Regions from separate parts of the Mus musculus genome. Here region 1 is linked to region 2. Evidence: chromatin loops called from intact Hi-C (ENCODE). Cell type or tissue: left cerebral cortex. All regions are shown on one strand. Links, peaks and the distances in the headings refer to the core of each region. The heading gives the core; the rest is flanking DNA. Region 1 has its middle 12 kb from the start of 8030451O07Rik. Region 2 has its middle 57 kb from the start of Gm29908.

Region 1 (8,349 bases), core at 210-8,209, 380 kb after region 2:
TCAGTTATCTTTCCTTTTCTCTCCTAAGTTCCTTTATAAAATTCTAGTCATTTACCAGAAAATCATAATGAATATGTAATGCTATTCTAGGGAAAAGTCATCTAGGAAAAATTATATTCCAATACTTCTCTTTGAAAACATCAATATTTAAGATTAATGTATTCATGAATAATCTCTTCAGTTTCTTTAGTCTCAATATATTTTCTCTGAAGATATTGAACATCACATTTGAGCTCCTGAAATTTCAATAACTTAGATGTTCCCACTTATGCACTCTGTATTTAGAATGGAGATTCTACTAATGTCCATAGGACAATATTATAAAACTCTATTTTATCTTCCATAGTGGGCAGATTCAGCCTGCAGATCCAGCAGCTAAGGAGCAGAGTGTCCTAAGCACAGAGAAGGTGGTCAGAGACCAATGCTGATACTTCAGCCACATGATGCAACTTTTTAAGAGTACTTAAGAGCTTATGTTGGACTTTATTGCTTGCTTTATGGCCTTAGAAAACCCTGAAGTAGTTATAAAAACCTTACTCATTGCTGGTTCTAAGGTCTGGAGAAATTGCTCAATCCATACAACACAAATACCTTGAAAGGCCTTTAATGTATCAAGTGTCGTTTGAATAGAGTGAAGATAAAAATTCCTAATAAGATTTCATGAATTCCGAATAAATCCAGATATGAAGAAATCAAGGGATTCTTTTTCTCCATAGACTTCATCTAGTTTTGCCAATTTTACTTAATATATAAACCAACATAGCTAATACTCCAAGTTCACATATTTCAAGGTATTTGAGGTATGTGCACATACTTCAGGGAACCCTCCAAAGCTGCGAGAGAGAGGAGACAGAAGCAGGGTTGCACTATTTTAAAGAATGAGTCATGAAGTCCTAGGAGATGTTGCTAATTTCTTTGAGTTAACTTGTAAAATGTGTTAACATCTTTGTTGTTGCATTCTTTATTCTGTGTCTCTGTCGTACCCTACAGAATTGAGTTGTTACTGTGAAATGACTTTAAAAAAAAGAGGAAAACAGAACCCTATGGGTACTTTTCTTTTCTAAACAGGAACAATTTCATCACATAGATTTCATCATAATCATCAGGATAAAATAATGTGTAAAAAGTACTAAGACCAGGCATTAAACTGGAGAAAGACAACAGACACGGTACTGAGACCTTATGGGAGAGAAGCCCTGTGTCCAGCATTCAGAGATAAACAACCTCAAACAGAAACAGTACCATGGAAAGAGATTATACCAGGAGGGAGAGGAATCCAAACACTTCAAAGTTTTCTTGAGGAAATTATGATGTGTCTTTTCTCACTAATGGAAGAAGCAGATCTTCTAACTTAAAGTGCCTATTATATATAAAAACAGAGACAGGAAAATATAATAAAAGAAGTCAAAGCTTAAAGGAATTGAAATTGTGCTGTTTGGATTAAACACAATGAATCAACAGTAACTCGGCCTTCGCATGGAATATGGTATATATAGCAGAGGAATTAAGCTTTGGAGATGAAAATTAATTTCCAATTACTGATGTGTAAAAATTCCAGGAGACAAAAGAAACTTACGTGAAAGCTAACAACCGGAAGGGCCATAGCAAACAAATGGACAGTGTAGTTAAGGGACTCTAAGAACCCATTTCCAAGAGTTTTCACTGATCTGTACCTTTTTAACTGTGACATTTAATAAGAAAACACGAAACAATGCAACCTAACTTTATATGTTCCATGACTGAAAACTAACAGACTATCTAGAGTAACTTAATTGTGTAATAATATATGTGTAGGCTTATATTGTAACACTTCTTTTAAGAAGAGAAAACACTGAGGCATATTAAAAAAAAGTCCTTCAGTTTTAAAGAAAAGAAAAAAACAGAGAAAAGTCATTACAATATGACAATTAGCATGAACTCAAGCTATACCTTCGGTTCCAGGAAGGTAATTAAATTACTGTTTCATGTAAAGTCCCTCTGCCCCCATGTCTAGTAAATTCACTACATAACTGAGAAGTAATTCAATTTATACTGACATCTTTATAGAGCAATTAAGTCATTGTTTGACCTACATAAGCCAAGGAGAATGCTGCCTTGTCAGAGCTAGCATTTACACTGCAGGGAATTTAATCAAAATATCCCGAATTAGCCATGGTCGACAGGAGTCTATTCTCTGGTCTTTCTGATTGTTGATTGCCAGGCTACTGATTTGCTTCCTTTAGCATATACTAGTGAAGTCTAAACATGATGCTGTTGTTTAATTTACAAGAAAGTTAAAATCAAACCTATGTACTTTATTGGCAAAACTCAATTGCCCCAAAAGATCCGAAGATATTATGATTTTGACACTTGTGAAGCTTTAGAAGGTGTGATTGCAGTGGGACACATTTTCAGATCAAAGGCTTAGTATACACTTCACTTTTCAAGATGAAGCCATTGTCCTCAAAGCTCCTTGTTCTGTAGACTTGTCACTCTATGCGCCATCAATCATGATGGTGATTATGACACTGCTCTTTGCTTTTGGAGGCAGGTAGCTGGACCATTAAGGAGCCTGGATAGAGGATATGGAGAAGAGTGTGAAATGTAGGCTGCCTGGGGGGTCGGGGGGGGGGGAGAAGAATGGGAGGGCCCCAAGCTGATGCACTCACTGACAAATTGTGCAACTTGTCTGGACAAAAGAAAGAATGGAACTAAGTAGTTTTACTCAGTGGCCTCAGTTCCAACCAGGACATTTTGCTCAGAACTAAGACTCCGTGTGTGTGTTTGTGTGTGTGTATGTGTGTTTGTGAGTGAGTGTGTATGCTATTTCCACCTCTCTGATATTCTTGTAGTATTGAGTACAGTCTGTTGTCCAGGTATTTCTTAAAGAATTTAGATATAGCATTATTCTGTTAAAGCTTTTTGCAAAAATTAAACATTAGAAGATGAGCTATGGTTTATGAACCCATTGTAAGTTTTGTTTGTACACTACAATATTTTTCTTTTGTCATTTTTACTTACATGTCATATCTTTGGCTAAATATTAGGGTCCACAATCTACATGACTCATTTAAATGGATTAGAAGAATCCCCTATCTTTCACCCCCTCTGTGTGTGTGTGTGTGTGTGTGTGTGAGAGAGAGAGAGAGAGAGAGAGAGAGAGAGACAGAGAGACAGAGAGACAGAGAGACAGAGAGAGACAGAGAGACAGAGAGACAGAGAGACAGAGACAGAGAGAAATAGAGACAGACAGAAAAACAGACAGAAACATAGACAGACACACAGACATCAGACTGTGTATGATATAAAGAACCTATAATGATTTTTAATTCAGTGGTTGAAGTCCTTTGTCTTCTACATAAATACTTCTCAGCACTAGATATAAATTCAAACAAAGAAACTAAAATGAATGCATCATTATATATGCAGTTTAATATTACAGATGACACACTCACTGGATTTTTATTGAATCTAAAGAAAAGAATCTCATCATGTCTACATTTTTTAATGTACCCCCTCTGTAAAACAAGTGTTTTACTATTTGACAAAATTCTAAGGACTGGACCTATACACTTTACAATATTTCCACATCGAATGTTGCAAAGACATGAATCTATGAAGCTCAAATAAATGTTTGGCCAATGTTATGCTTTCAATTTTAAAATAGGTTTGATTTGGAGAGGTTGATCTGGCCAATAAAACACAAATTTCCACAAGCCTTCTGTGCTGAGTTTCTTTTCTTAACAGAGCCTGAAGTGGGCAGACTTCATGGCTCATAGCAGCATGCATGCAGTCAACACAAGAGCCTGAAAAATCGTCCAAAGCAGCCCTCATGTATTATTAAAGCCAGCCCAGCTTCCTGCACTGCTGAACAATGCTGAGTGTCCTCTACCAACAAATTCAATCCGCAGGCTGTCTGAATGTTCGCCAAGGCTCTGCATTGCCTGCACATGGCAGATATAATTGGTAAAATGAATGAAGAATTTCCTATTCTTACTAGGCAGTAGTCCAGATAGGAGATAAGAATAACTTCAATAGCTGAGCTAGCATGTGAAAAGGGCTCTGCTTTTCATATAACACTTATTGTGAAGATGCAAATTTCCCCTCAACCAGCAAGGCTCTCTGTGGCTGTTCACACACATTCCTTTAACTGTTAAGAGTTTGTGTCTTCAGTGGCTTATTTTTTGAGTTTTTTTTTCAAATTCCATTTGAGATAGTCTAATAACCTCTTGGAATTTTCCAATCATATAGATGGACAAATATTTACAAAATATCATTAGTGCTATATTATTTACACACGCAAAATGATATATAAAAAAACTTAGATTCAGTGCTCACTGGAATGATGCCCAGCTTAATGAAAGTTAATACAGTTATTGCCTTGAAATGTTTTAAGTGTGGAATGTTCCCTCTAAAGGATGTGTAAAATTTTATAAATCATCTCTGGCTAAGAGGTATGTAATTTTTTTTTTTAGAACTTCAAACGTGAGAAATTGTATGAAAATTACTCCTCTTCTCTTTCAACCTCTTGTGTCTCCTACCAAATTAATAATTCCTTCTTTAAATATTATTACATGTTAGCCATAATGATACATCAAACACACACACACACACACACACACACACATACACACACGTGAGTCTATTTCGTGTCACTGTTAGGTACATGTGTTCAGGATTCCCACTTGGAATAGATAAGGCAACCTCTGGGCCAACTCATCCCTACAGGAAGCTGTTGGTCTTTTCTCAGAAACCATTAATTTATACATGATTAATTGATGAGTGTAGCACTTAATACTCTTCCAAAGTCTTCCTTTTGCCAAAGGTGGAGACTATTCCAGAGATACAAAACTGGTCAGAATAAGTGACTGTGGAGTGGCCAACACCAAGTGACACATTTCCAAAAACAAGTTTGACATCTAGGCCTGACAAGAACCCAAGGAGTTGAAGGAGTTTGCAGCCCAGTAGGAGGAACTTCAAACGTGAACAAAACAGTACCCCCAGAACTCCCTGGGACTAAACAACCTACCAAAGAAAACACATGGTGGAACTCATGGCTGCAGCTCCATATGTAGCAGAGGATGGTCTAGTTGGTCATCAATAAGGTATGAAGGCTCTATTCCCAAGTACAGGAGAATGCCAGGGCCAGGAAGCAGGAGTGGGTGGGTTGATGAGCAGGGAGAGGAGGGAAGCAATGGGGGGTGTTTCGGAGGGGAAACTAGGAAAGGGGATAACATTTGAAATGTAAATAAAATTATGTAATAATAATAATAAAAGAAGCATAAAGTTTATAACAGCCAGATACTCTGGATGTTTGCTGCCAGAGATTGTCTGCTGGGTAAGGTATGCAGCCATTTTAGAAAGAATTTTACTGATGTGGTCATATACATCCAGGTGTAATCTTGGTTTAATATATATTGTGTTATATATGCCACTGCATGTGACACAGTCTAAAATAATCACCCCCTGTCCTGCACGTGACTTTCTGTCCAAAGTGTGCTAGGATATGAGTTTCCTTCTAGAATTGGCCAATTCAGTCAGACAGAATGATCACTGGCTATGATACATGATTACAATATCTTTGCATACCCAGAATACCAAAGTTAAAACCTGACAGTGTTTAATCATGCCCACATAGATTATCCACGTAATTGAAAATAAAATAACGGTCACACGAATGTCGCTCACACGAGCTGTCAGAAAAGGCCTATATTCTCTTTACTCAATGATATGTTTTACTTATAACTTTAAACCCTCTCTCATCATTTTTTTTATCGCTCTCACCTTACATATGTATATGAAATGTTTGCAACACAAGGAGCACAAATATGATATGCTATATATCATATTTTAAAACTAAAGATGAAAAAATATGACATTGTAGAAAGTGCACTAGAAAAGGGGAGAAAACTTGTTAATAAAGAAAGGAATGCATGGAGAAATATTGTCAAGACATGATATAGGCTATGTGGAAATTTCTAGTGATACTCCTTAATTTAAAACATTTGTATATTTGAATAATTATTATAACATTGATTCTCTAATTATATAGCTTTAAGAGGGGTTTATGTTATGATTATCAGAAGGCTACCATCTAACTTGCCTTCCCTATTCCCAATATTCATAGAATTTTACTCGACATCATTCTCACACAAAGCTTAAAAATATTTATATATGATTCTTGTGTAGGCTTTTTAAAAAATATACCCATTAAGAAATATTCAAGTATATAATATCTATTATCATTTTACATAGTACTATGTATTTTTCTAGTGTAAAATATAGAAATAAATCTATACTTTAATTAGCTTAGTTATTTTTCCTTATGAGTTGATTCTAATTAATTCCTACTACCAGAAATTAATGGAATCACTTCATTTAATAACTTTTCCAGTTGAAGTACAAAGAAAGAAATGATCAGGTATATATTTCAATTGAGCATACCAATGGGGTGAATTTACCAATAGTAGTCCTTGGTAAAATTATACATGAAGTTTTCATATGTAACACATTATTTTATTTTCCAACTATGGGTATATCTTCTTATCCTCACACAGATAACTGATAACAATAGCAGTTTCCTATAGTCTTGTCAAAGAATTTGTGATCCAAGTTAAAATTCTGTAAGTCTAAGAATTCAAAATTGTTAATACTGTATATCCCCTTTCTATTATATGGTAATGTCAATTTTCTTTTTTGGATCACCTTTCTTTTTCTTTTTCTTTTTTTCTTTTTTTAAATTGTGTCTACTTCCCTTTATAGGTCTTTTTTTAAAATTAGGTATTTATTTCATTTACATTTCCAATGCTATCCCAAAAGTCCCCCCCCCACTCCCCTACCCACCCATTCCCATTTTTTGGCCCTGGCGTTCCCCTGTACTGGGGCATATAAAGTTTGCCTGACCAATGGGCCTCTCTTTCCAGTGATGGCCGACTAGGCCATCTTTTGATACATATGCAGCTAGAGTCAAGAGCTCCGGGGTACTGGTTAGTTCATAATGTTGTTCCACCTATAGGATTGCAGATCCCTTTAGCTCCTTGGGTACTTTCTCTAGCTCCTCCATTGGGGGCGCTGTGATTTGGATGACCTTTCTTAGTCTAAAGACACGCTCAGTATTCCTTCGCTATCTACAAGAGCCTTTTTATATAACCCAGCTCCCATTCTTGAGTCCGTTGTCTTTCTTGTTTCCCTTTATTCATCACACAGAGGCTTATTTCAACATAAGTGATGCCATCATTACAGAATTGCCTATGTCCTTGCGCCATTTACTAATAACCCAACTTCCATCAATTCATTTTACGTTCCTAGAATATTTCCTAGTGTCCATCACTCTCATCCATTCAACATCTTCTTGATTATGACCCTAGAAAACAAAACAAAACAAATGATCTCTTTGGTATTTTCAGCCAACTTTTCAGTTGTACCATGGCAATCTCCCTTGCCGAAGAGCCTCTTTCCATTCCACTGATCCGACAATGTTCTCATGTCCTGGTATTTTTTTCTTCGTCAGATTTGACCTCCTTTAAATAGATCTGAACCTATGGTTAGCAATCATGGTTCTTAAATCTTTACCTCTAGGTCGGCCAACTGTTGCATTGTTTACATTCTGATCTGAAGACTTAAATATGATATAGAGAGCACCAAGCTTTAAATATGGTAAAAATTTCAGTTATATATGTAATACAAAATTACTATTAATACATAATGATTATTTGGCGTTTTCTATATGATAGAAGTTAGTAACAATCATAGTAGGTATTATTACTATACTAGGAAATAGCTCTGTGAAGAATCCCATTCATACCTTTTATTGCCAAAGAAATTAATAGGAAAAATGTGCAAATGAGTGAATGTTTGGGATTCTAAGGAATGACTGAATCTTAACTTTTAGGAAGAGATTATCTCCTGTAAGTAAAATGCAATTAAATGTGGTTTGTGTGATTATTGGCTAGCTAGACTCAGAGCGCCATCTGGTGGTAAGAAAGTAGAAGTGTATGAGGAAATAAGGAGCTTGTATTGAAGTAAAATTGTGGAACAACACTTGTGTTCTCCCTTGCCTAGAATGATTACCGTCAGAGTTATTCAAATGTAATGTGGCAACGCCTGAGACTCTATTCTCACACTACTTTGGGTGTTATAGAAGAAGAAGGGAAATGTTTTGGATACTGAGTGAGCCGTATGGAAAAGTTAGTAAATATTGGAAAACTTGCATTTTTCCATTCAAGTCACACAAGGGCTAGTTAGAGATATCTCTGGCCTCTGTGACTGGGTGGAATTCTCCCAGGCAGCGCCAAGCTGCAGCGTTTCAGTTCCCAAGCGAACCATGCCATAGCACTCTGTTGTAGAGGGCAAGATCAAAAAATCTCAAAA
Region 2 (8,349 bases), core at 180-8,179:
TAAACAGCATTCCTTAACAGTATCTTGCTTAAATGCCTGGAGTCAACGTGTTAGTTTCTGCAAATGTCTTTTATCAACTCCTGACAGTCATTGTGGTCATGCAAACCATTAAAGCCCAAGTAGAAACTTTAAGAATAAACTGAAGGTGATTTTTTCCCTAATCCTAACGCATTATAAATCTCATTGATTAAATATAAACATGGCACGTGATGAAAATGAGTGCACGTGAATCCCTTTAGAATGAAAATGTTAGGATGGTTTGAAAGAGTTTTGAGTTAATGCAAAGAAACAGAAAAATCCAACCATAGAAATGTTCGCAGTGTATAATGATTAAAGGGCCCACGAGCTAAACTAAAACCCCCAGATCACTCAAGGGAGTGGTCCCAGAGCGCTATCTTCTCCCTGGGTTAGCCAGCTTCCCACCATGATGCCCACGCTGACTCCTCACCACTCTCTCACACTCATGCCTCTTGACTCATTGCCCACTGAGGTCTACAGTCTGGAGAAAGACCGGCTTAGCTTACGTGGGGCATGCAACTTCCTTTGTCGGGTGTGGTCTCTACTTCTCTTGTGAAAGAGTTTGTGTCTTCTGTTGAGGCCTTCAGAAATGATTTATGTACAAGTTGCAGAGGTCCCAATAGTTTATTTTAAATGAACATAATTTTGTGTGTGTGTGTGTGTGTGAATATTGACCATGATAGAATAAGCAAGGGACAAAAAAACAAAACAAAACAAAAAACAAACTGAAACCCTGGAGATATTAAGATATTTGGCTTTGTAGTATGAAACAGAAGTGTTAAAAGGAACTTATTACATTTGGTTGTTGCTATCAAATATTGTGTTTTATGAGTATTTCTGAAAATAATTTGTTGTTTCTTTATATCTACATTCATCCATCCACCCACTCATCTATTCATCCATCCATCCTTCTATGTAACGCTCTGATGGTCAGCTCTACATCTATATACCTATGGTTTGCCACTTCTTCTACATAGAAATTAAAAAACAATCCATGAAGCAATTTATATCTGCAAAGATAATAATCAGAGAAAACAAACATTTAACCATAGTATTTTCTGTTCTTTACTAAAATAGTTGTACAATAAACTGAAAACTCAGCTAAAATGTTCTTTAAAAAAAAATTCATTTATTTACTTTATGTAAGTACGCCATAGCTATCTTCAGACACCCCAGAAGAGGACATCAGATCTCATTACAGATGGTTTGCAGCCACCATGTGGTTGCTGGGATTTGAACTCAGGACCTTTGGAAGAGCAGTCAGTGCTCTTAACCACTGAGTCATCTCTTCAACCCCCAACTAAAAAGTTCTAGGTTGTGAATTGCAGTTAAATTTAACAACAATACTCTTATTTCTTCCACAAAGGCCAACAGAAACAAAGGGCATTACTGTAGAAGCAGAGAATAATTAACCTGTTCCAATGAAAACACCCTCTTCTCAAAAGTAGGCAATTTCGGCCAGGTTGTGTGATGGATTGGCAGGTACTTTTGGGTGGAACCTACACATTAAGGTAGATGTAAATCGAATTTCCGCGGTGGTTTGTGCTGCACTTTGAGAATGTGCTTAATCTTACAGAGGAGTATACTAATGTCATCAATAATACATCGCTCTATTCTAATCTCAACATTGGGATCAAAAGTCTTAGATTCTAACCTTGACCTGGATGGCTCCAAAGTTACTAGTCCAAAGACCATCATTAGTGATTCATGATGACGTGGTGTAGTGTAGTGTTTGGAAGAATAATTACAGAATTCCTGGGTCTAAATTCTGACTTTTTCTTATACCTGGAATCTGACAATTGGAAGACATTTACTGTGTTGCAACTTCCCCATCTGAAAAATCTACAATTTTGCGCATGTGAACAATACCTACAAGTTACCAAGTGCTTTTGCTTTGTTGGGAATTTTAAAAATTACCTTTTACATATTTTATAAGACATTTACGAATTAGGCTTACTACGATATTGGAAGATAGATAATTTTTAAAATGTGGAGTTGGATTCTTCAGCCCAGCAATTTGTATTTCAGAACCTATGCTCTTGGCCGGTACCTAAGACCTCTGTATGCATTATCGTAAGGCATTCTGTACATGGGCGTCATAAGGAAATGTCAGCTAATTAAATTCTAGGCAGAAGAGCCTAAGAGACCTATTGTCCTGCTGGGACAAGATAGAAATTGGACATATTTATTAATTTATTTTCTCATAACAGAAAAAGTCAATGCTGAACACTGTTAAGCTTTGTAAATTACATTTAATATAAAATTATATTCCTAATATCACAAGTCCTAATTTATAGCAAATACTATCAGCTGCCAATATTTTAACTCTCTCCTTAGAAATGTTATTTTGAGCTCTATATCCTGTGTGAAACCAACACTCATTCCTTTAGCTATAATTTCCTTGAGTCTATAAACAGTAATTAAAAAAACCTTCCAAGTCCAGCATTCTAAAGATTATATACTTAATAAAGTAGGCCATTAAGTTCTGATGTATATGAAGGTGCTTAGAACTAAATTAATGATTTTTCTACTTGGTGATTGTGAATAAATGAATACTCTGAAGGTATTCACACCCAAATTATCATCACAAGGTATTTTACTCTACAAAAGTCTAAAAATGCTAACATGCATGATTGGAACATGAGTCATATTGACTTAATTTAGTTTGGATAGAATTAAATTTCACTTTCATGTGGCTTCAATGTAAGAGTCTTGATCTAAGATTCAGTTGAGAGAATTTATAGGTGGCTTGGCAAAAATATATTTTTCAAAATATAGTCAAACGGAAGGAACAGGGAAGAATTTTTCCTGCTACACATAAGACAGTGATGAGTTCCCCTGTTGCAGAAGAGAATTCTTACACTGTGACTTAACATAGCAAAATTCAACATTTTTTTTATCAATGAAAGAAGAAAAGAGAAACCTTGCTTAGCTCCATACAAAGGAAGGATGACCTATATAATCTAGCCTCAGGGAAAAAAAGCCCGTGACTACCACAAAGGTTATGTTTATTAGTGAAAAAAAATGAATGCTGTATAAGTTCTTTATAGCCAAGTCAAGCCTGTAACTTCAAATAATGTGTAAAAGGACAGCTACCATGTTTTCTGAACTGATCGATGCATTCATTGTACAAACAGCCAAGAAAGGCATACTGTTGGACAACCAAACATCACTGTAGTTCCCTTGGAGCTCACAATTAGAACTGACCAGTTGGGGAGCTGGGGAGATGGCTCAGTAGTTAATGGCACTGACTGCTTTTCCAGAGGTCCTGAGTTCAGTTCTCAGCAACCACATGGTGGATCACAACCATCTGTAATACAATGCCCTCTTCTGGAGTGTCTGAAGGCAGTGACAGTGTACTCATATAAATAAAATAAATAAATAAGTCTTTTAAAAAAAACCAAAACAGCAGCAACAACAACAACAACAATGAACTGGCCAGTTGGATTTGTTCTTGTGTGAAATGCCAGGTGGAATTTTATCCATGTACATTGAACAATTTTATGCCTCAGGCTTCTTAGTGACCACTAATTAAAGAAATGATGTCAGCATGTGCAGGAACTCAGGTGGCGGCATTGTGATCATTCTACGGGATAAAGGTTTATAGAATTCAAAAAGAAAATTCTCCACTAGCAAGATTTTATTGAAAGGACCCAGATGTAGCTGTCTCTTGTGAGACTATGCCGGGGCCTAGCAAACACAGAAGTGGATGCTCACAGTCAGCTAATGGATGGATCATAGGGCTCCCAATGGAGGAGCTAGAGAAAGTAGCCAAGGAGCTAAAGGGATCTGCAACCCTATAGGTGGAACAACATTATGAACTAACCAGTACCCCGGAGCTCTTGACTCTAGCTGCATATGTATCAAAAGATGGCCTAGTCGGCCATCACTGGAAAGAGAGGCCCATTGGACTTGCAAACTTTATATGCCCCAGTACAGGGGAACACCAGGGCCAAAAAGGGGGAGTGGGTGGGCAGGGGAGTGGGGGTGGGTGGATATGGGGGACTTTTGGTATAGCATTGGAAATGTAAATGAGCTAAATACCTAATAAAAAATGGAAAAAAAAAGTAAATAAGTAATAAAATGAAAATGTTTTTAATTAAAAAAAAAAAAAAAGAAAATTCTCTTGGCACTTTCTTTCCCAGTACATGAGTATGAAAACCGAATCTCTCACAATGTCTCTGGAACACACCGGCATGCCTAAAGAGAAGTGCATTTGTCATCTGGATCCTAAGAGTGAAGTTTAGTGAAACTATTTGCTGAATTTTTAAACACTGTGTCAAGGGACAATGTGAAACTGAGATTCCCTAAGCAAGCAGGTGTTTTTCTTAGTCTAATAGGATTTTCCTTGCAAAGGATAAATTGTCTCAAGGCACTTTATATACGTTGCCAAGGAATATCATTAACTAATACACAGTTGATAGCCACAAAACCTGCATAAAGAACCTATTCTATTTTTTGAGGAAAGGAAGAAATTACTCTTTAATATATCAGCACAATGGGTATTTTTGCAGTATACTTTCCAAGTATGGGTTTCATAACAGGTATTCAAAGTTTTGACAACTAAACACTTTAATTATAATTTAGTTACATATGAAAAGAGAAATAATTTATCTCTTAAAAATAAAACTTTTCAGTAGGGAAAATACAATTTTGTCCAAACCAAATGTTTATTCGTAGAAACAAGTCTATTTTTAATGGTGCGAGAAATAGGCTATTGTGATCTATGAAATCTTGTTGGTTTTACACTGGACATAATAATATATGTGGAAAAAAAATACTTGTTCCAAGAGAGAGGCTACAGAGAGAGACTGCTTGCAGGCAAACATCTGTTCCTTAGAAGTTTCAGCTGCAAACTGCACGGTTTCCACTAGAGGGCAGTCGTTTGGACAAGCAGAGCTCTTCATAAGCAGGAGTGATAAACAAGGTACAGAAATCTCATGTCTAAGAATCAGGATTTCCTCTGCTTTCTAATAAATATACGCTTTCACGTGGAAGTAAGCAATCCCTGATTTTATACTCATGCATGCATACATATGCATAACACATTTAAGTCTCTACATTGTATTTAAGGAGAGTTATTCCATAGGCGTCAACCAGCCACAACTGCAGTGAACACTAAAGCATTACTTCGTGTAATTTTTCTTCCCTCTCCCCTGTATTTTGGAAAATAAGGTCCTAAAACTTCCCATGGATTTGCAAGAATTCAAAAATCAATAGCTGATTCTCTTACAATATCATCAGACATTTTGATGTGAACCTTTAGCTAATTACAAATTACCAGTAACTATTAGAAATTTTAAAGAATTTAAATTTAAAAAATCAAAGCCAGTTCTCGTGTAGAAGCGTAATCATTCTGATCAATGGGAAAGCTGATTCACATGAAACATAGGGGGAATTCTAGACATTTGTCTGTCTCAGGACACAGATAACACAACTTCCGTTATCGAAAGGAAAAGCAGACATCAAGAGTCAAAGGGTATTCAAAAGACTGTCCTAATTTTAAAGTTAAACCGTATTAGTTTGATATAAATAACATTGTTTCAAGATTGAGTCTGTTGATTAATTTTAAACTGTTGACATTTCCTGGTGATATGGAGGCAGGCTTCCCAAACTCCTTTGATATTGTTGATACGCTGACTGTAAGTCATCTTTTTCTCTGAAATGAAGGGACAGGAACGGTGTCACTGTGCTCCCTGTCTTTCTGCCTTCCTTTCTGACATTCTCCCCCCCTTCCCTGCCCCAATCCTCCTTTCCTTTCTCTCCATCCATCTCTTCCCTTCTTTTCTTCTCTCTATTCTGAAATTCGGAAGTGCAAATGGGTGCTAAGTAAACTCCTACCTAATCTTTGTAATTTGAACGACTAATGATAAGGAACATCAGTGGAAAATTCAGAGGACATCTTAGGAGGGAATAAACGATTTTTGTTGAAGAAAGGAAAAAATAACAAAGAGGGTTTAGTGACAAAACTGATTTTAATCCTCCTCAGACACTGTGCACCACTCTGTATCAAGTGCTGATGTACTGCCTGAAGAGAGCTTTCTAAAGCCTTGTTAAGTGAGCAGACAGTTTGTGATGTCCTGGTGTCAAGGGTGCCCCAATTTACATATGTTTAAAACTTACTTACTTTGCTTGTTGGTGGGAGTGTAACAATTTTGGAAGGGAAAAAGGTTCTCTCTTTCACCTTCTGTCACAGACCACAATGGTCTCAAAATGCTCAGCTCAAGGAGTGGCCCTGACTGTTGTATTCGATTTCACACTAAATTTGGTCGGTTTCCCATGGGACCATATTTTAACTCTGCTAGTTGGTTGATATAGTGAAGCATTATGTTACTAGAATATCTATTATATGGCCCAAGTAAAATAGGATGATTGTTGAATCGAGTTACAACTCTTTATTATAAATATCTACCACCTTGTTAAATTGTATAACATTAGACTTACAAATGATGTACAGTTTAAGCGACTGTCTGGATTAGTACTTTGGACAGGAACTGAGGGTAGAGAAAGGATCAGAATGTAGGAAGACTTGAAGCTTGTCTTACTTAATCCACACAGAAGTTAAATTTGCAGTGCTATGAGTTTATATTTTTATAAACATAGAAATTCTTAGCAATGTTGTACAAGCATGCAGGTATAAGTTGTACATACTGGGTTGCTCTATTTAATTACTTTTTAAGTAAACGGAGTCAAACTTTTTCAGAGCATAGCAGGAAAGCAAGAGACCTGATTTTATCAATAAACTTGTTTCAGCAGAAGGAGTTTTCTTTTTTTTTATTCTCAGTGAAGTTATGGTAGTTAATGGCTATAAATTTAATAATCATTAATTTGTGGAAACATTTATCTGTTTAATCATTAGTAATAACTGGCTGCCAGTGGAAACAAATTATACTGTTAGTTGTGTGTTCAGCAATCTTTAGGATGCCAAAATTTGACTCATAGTATCAGTTAATGTCTGTTCATGTAAGTGCTTTGCAGTGATAAAGTCTACTAATTTAAGGTACTTAAATGGAACTGACTTAAACACAACACCTTGGCACTTAGGAGGCAGAGGCAGATGGCCGAAAGTTGGAAGACCATCCTGGTATACAGAATGACCTCTTGGGTGGACTAGACTACAAAAGATCCTGTCTCAAAACAGAGCACACCAACCCAAAACAAACACATAAAGACAAAACCATTTAAGTGGAACAAAATTTACTGGTCAATATGACAACATTAAGTAATATCTGGAAGAAAATTTGGGAGTTGAATGTTTGCTTGCTTAATCCCCAGTTGATGAACAGTTTGGGCAGGATAGGAGGTGTGTTGTTGTCGGAGGAGGTATGTATGTCCTTGTTGGAGGAGATGTGTTTCTGAGTGGGGTCTTTTTTTTTTTCTTTTCATTTTTTATTAGGTATTTAGCTCATTTACATTTCCAATGCTATACCAAAAGTCCCCCATACCCACCCACCCCCACTCCCCTACCCGCCCACTCCCCCTTTTTGGCCCGGGCGGTCCCCTGTTCTGGGGCATATAAAGTTTGTGTGTCCAATGGGCCTCTTTTTCCAGTGATGGCCGACTAGGCCATCCTTTGATACATATGCAGCTAGAGTCAAGAGCTCCGGGGTACTGGTTAGTTCATAATGTTGATCCACCTATAGGGTTGCAGATCCCTTTAGCTCCTTGGGTACTTTCTCTAGCTCCTCCATTGGGAGCCCTGTGATCCATCCATTAGCTGACTGGGCATCCACTTCTGTGTTTGCTAGGCCCCGGCATAGTCTCACAAGAGACAGCTACATCTGGGTCCTTTCGATAAAATCTTGCTAGTGTATGCAATGGTGTCAGCTTTTGGATGCTGATTATGGGGTGGATCCCTGGATAAGGCAGTCTCTACATGGTCCATCCTTTCATCTCAGCTCCAAACTTTGTCTCTGTAACTCATTCTAAGGGTGTTTTGTTCCCACTTCTGAGGAGGGGTATAGTGTCCACACTTCAGTCTTCATTTTTCTTGAGTTTCATGTGTTTAGGAAATTGTATCTTATATCTTGGGTATCCTAGGTTTTGGGCTAATATCCACTTATCAGTGAGTACATATTGTGTGAGTTCCTTTGTGAATGTGTTACCTCACTCAGGATGATGCCCTCCAGGTCCATCCATTTGGCTAGGAATTTCATAAATTCATTCTTTTTAACAGCTGAGTAGTACTCCATTGTGTAGATGTACCACATTTTCTGTATCCATTCCTCTGTTGAGGGGCATCTGGGTTCTTTCCAGCTTCTGGCTATTATAAATAACGCTGCTATGAACATAGTGGAGCATGTGTCCTTCTTACCAGTTGGGGCATCTTCT

Evidence for each region. Hi-C counts contacts between places; a loop is a spot of excess contacts. Peaks named below come from ENCODE experiments on the same cell type or tissue, not always from the same donor. Only the 100,000 strongest peaks of a DNase experiment are listed, where the experiment ranks them.
Region 1: a loop joins it to region 2, with 4 times the contacts of the local background. A loop is called at or near these places in 6 of 42 quality-filtered maps.

The regions. Positions count from the first base shown.
Region 1 is chr16:72,217,819-72,226,167 of GRCm38, reverse strand. It overlaps a transcript of Robo1 not described here. Among named protein-coding and RNA genes, the nearest start is that of 8030451O07Rik, 12 kb to the left of the region's middle. In left cerebral cortex, for the core only: a CTCF peak has its summit at 7,962 (motif pointing left); DNase peaks (open chromatin) are centred at 3,876 and 7,954.
Region 2 is chr16:72,601,807-72,610,155 of GRCm38, reverse strand. It overlaps a transcript of Robo1 not described here. Among named protein-coding and RNA genes, the nearest start is that of Gm29908, 57 kb to the left of the region's middle. In left cerebral cortex, for the core only: a CTCF peak has its summit at 4,888 (motif pointing right); a DNase peak (open chromatin) is centred at 4,885.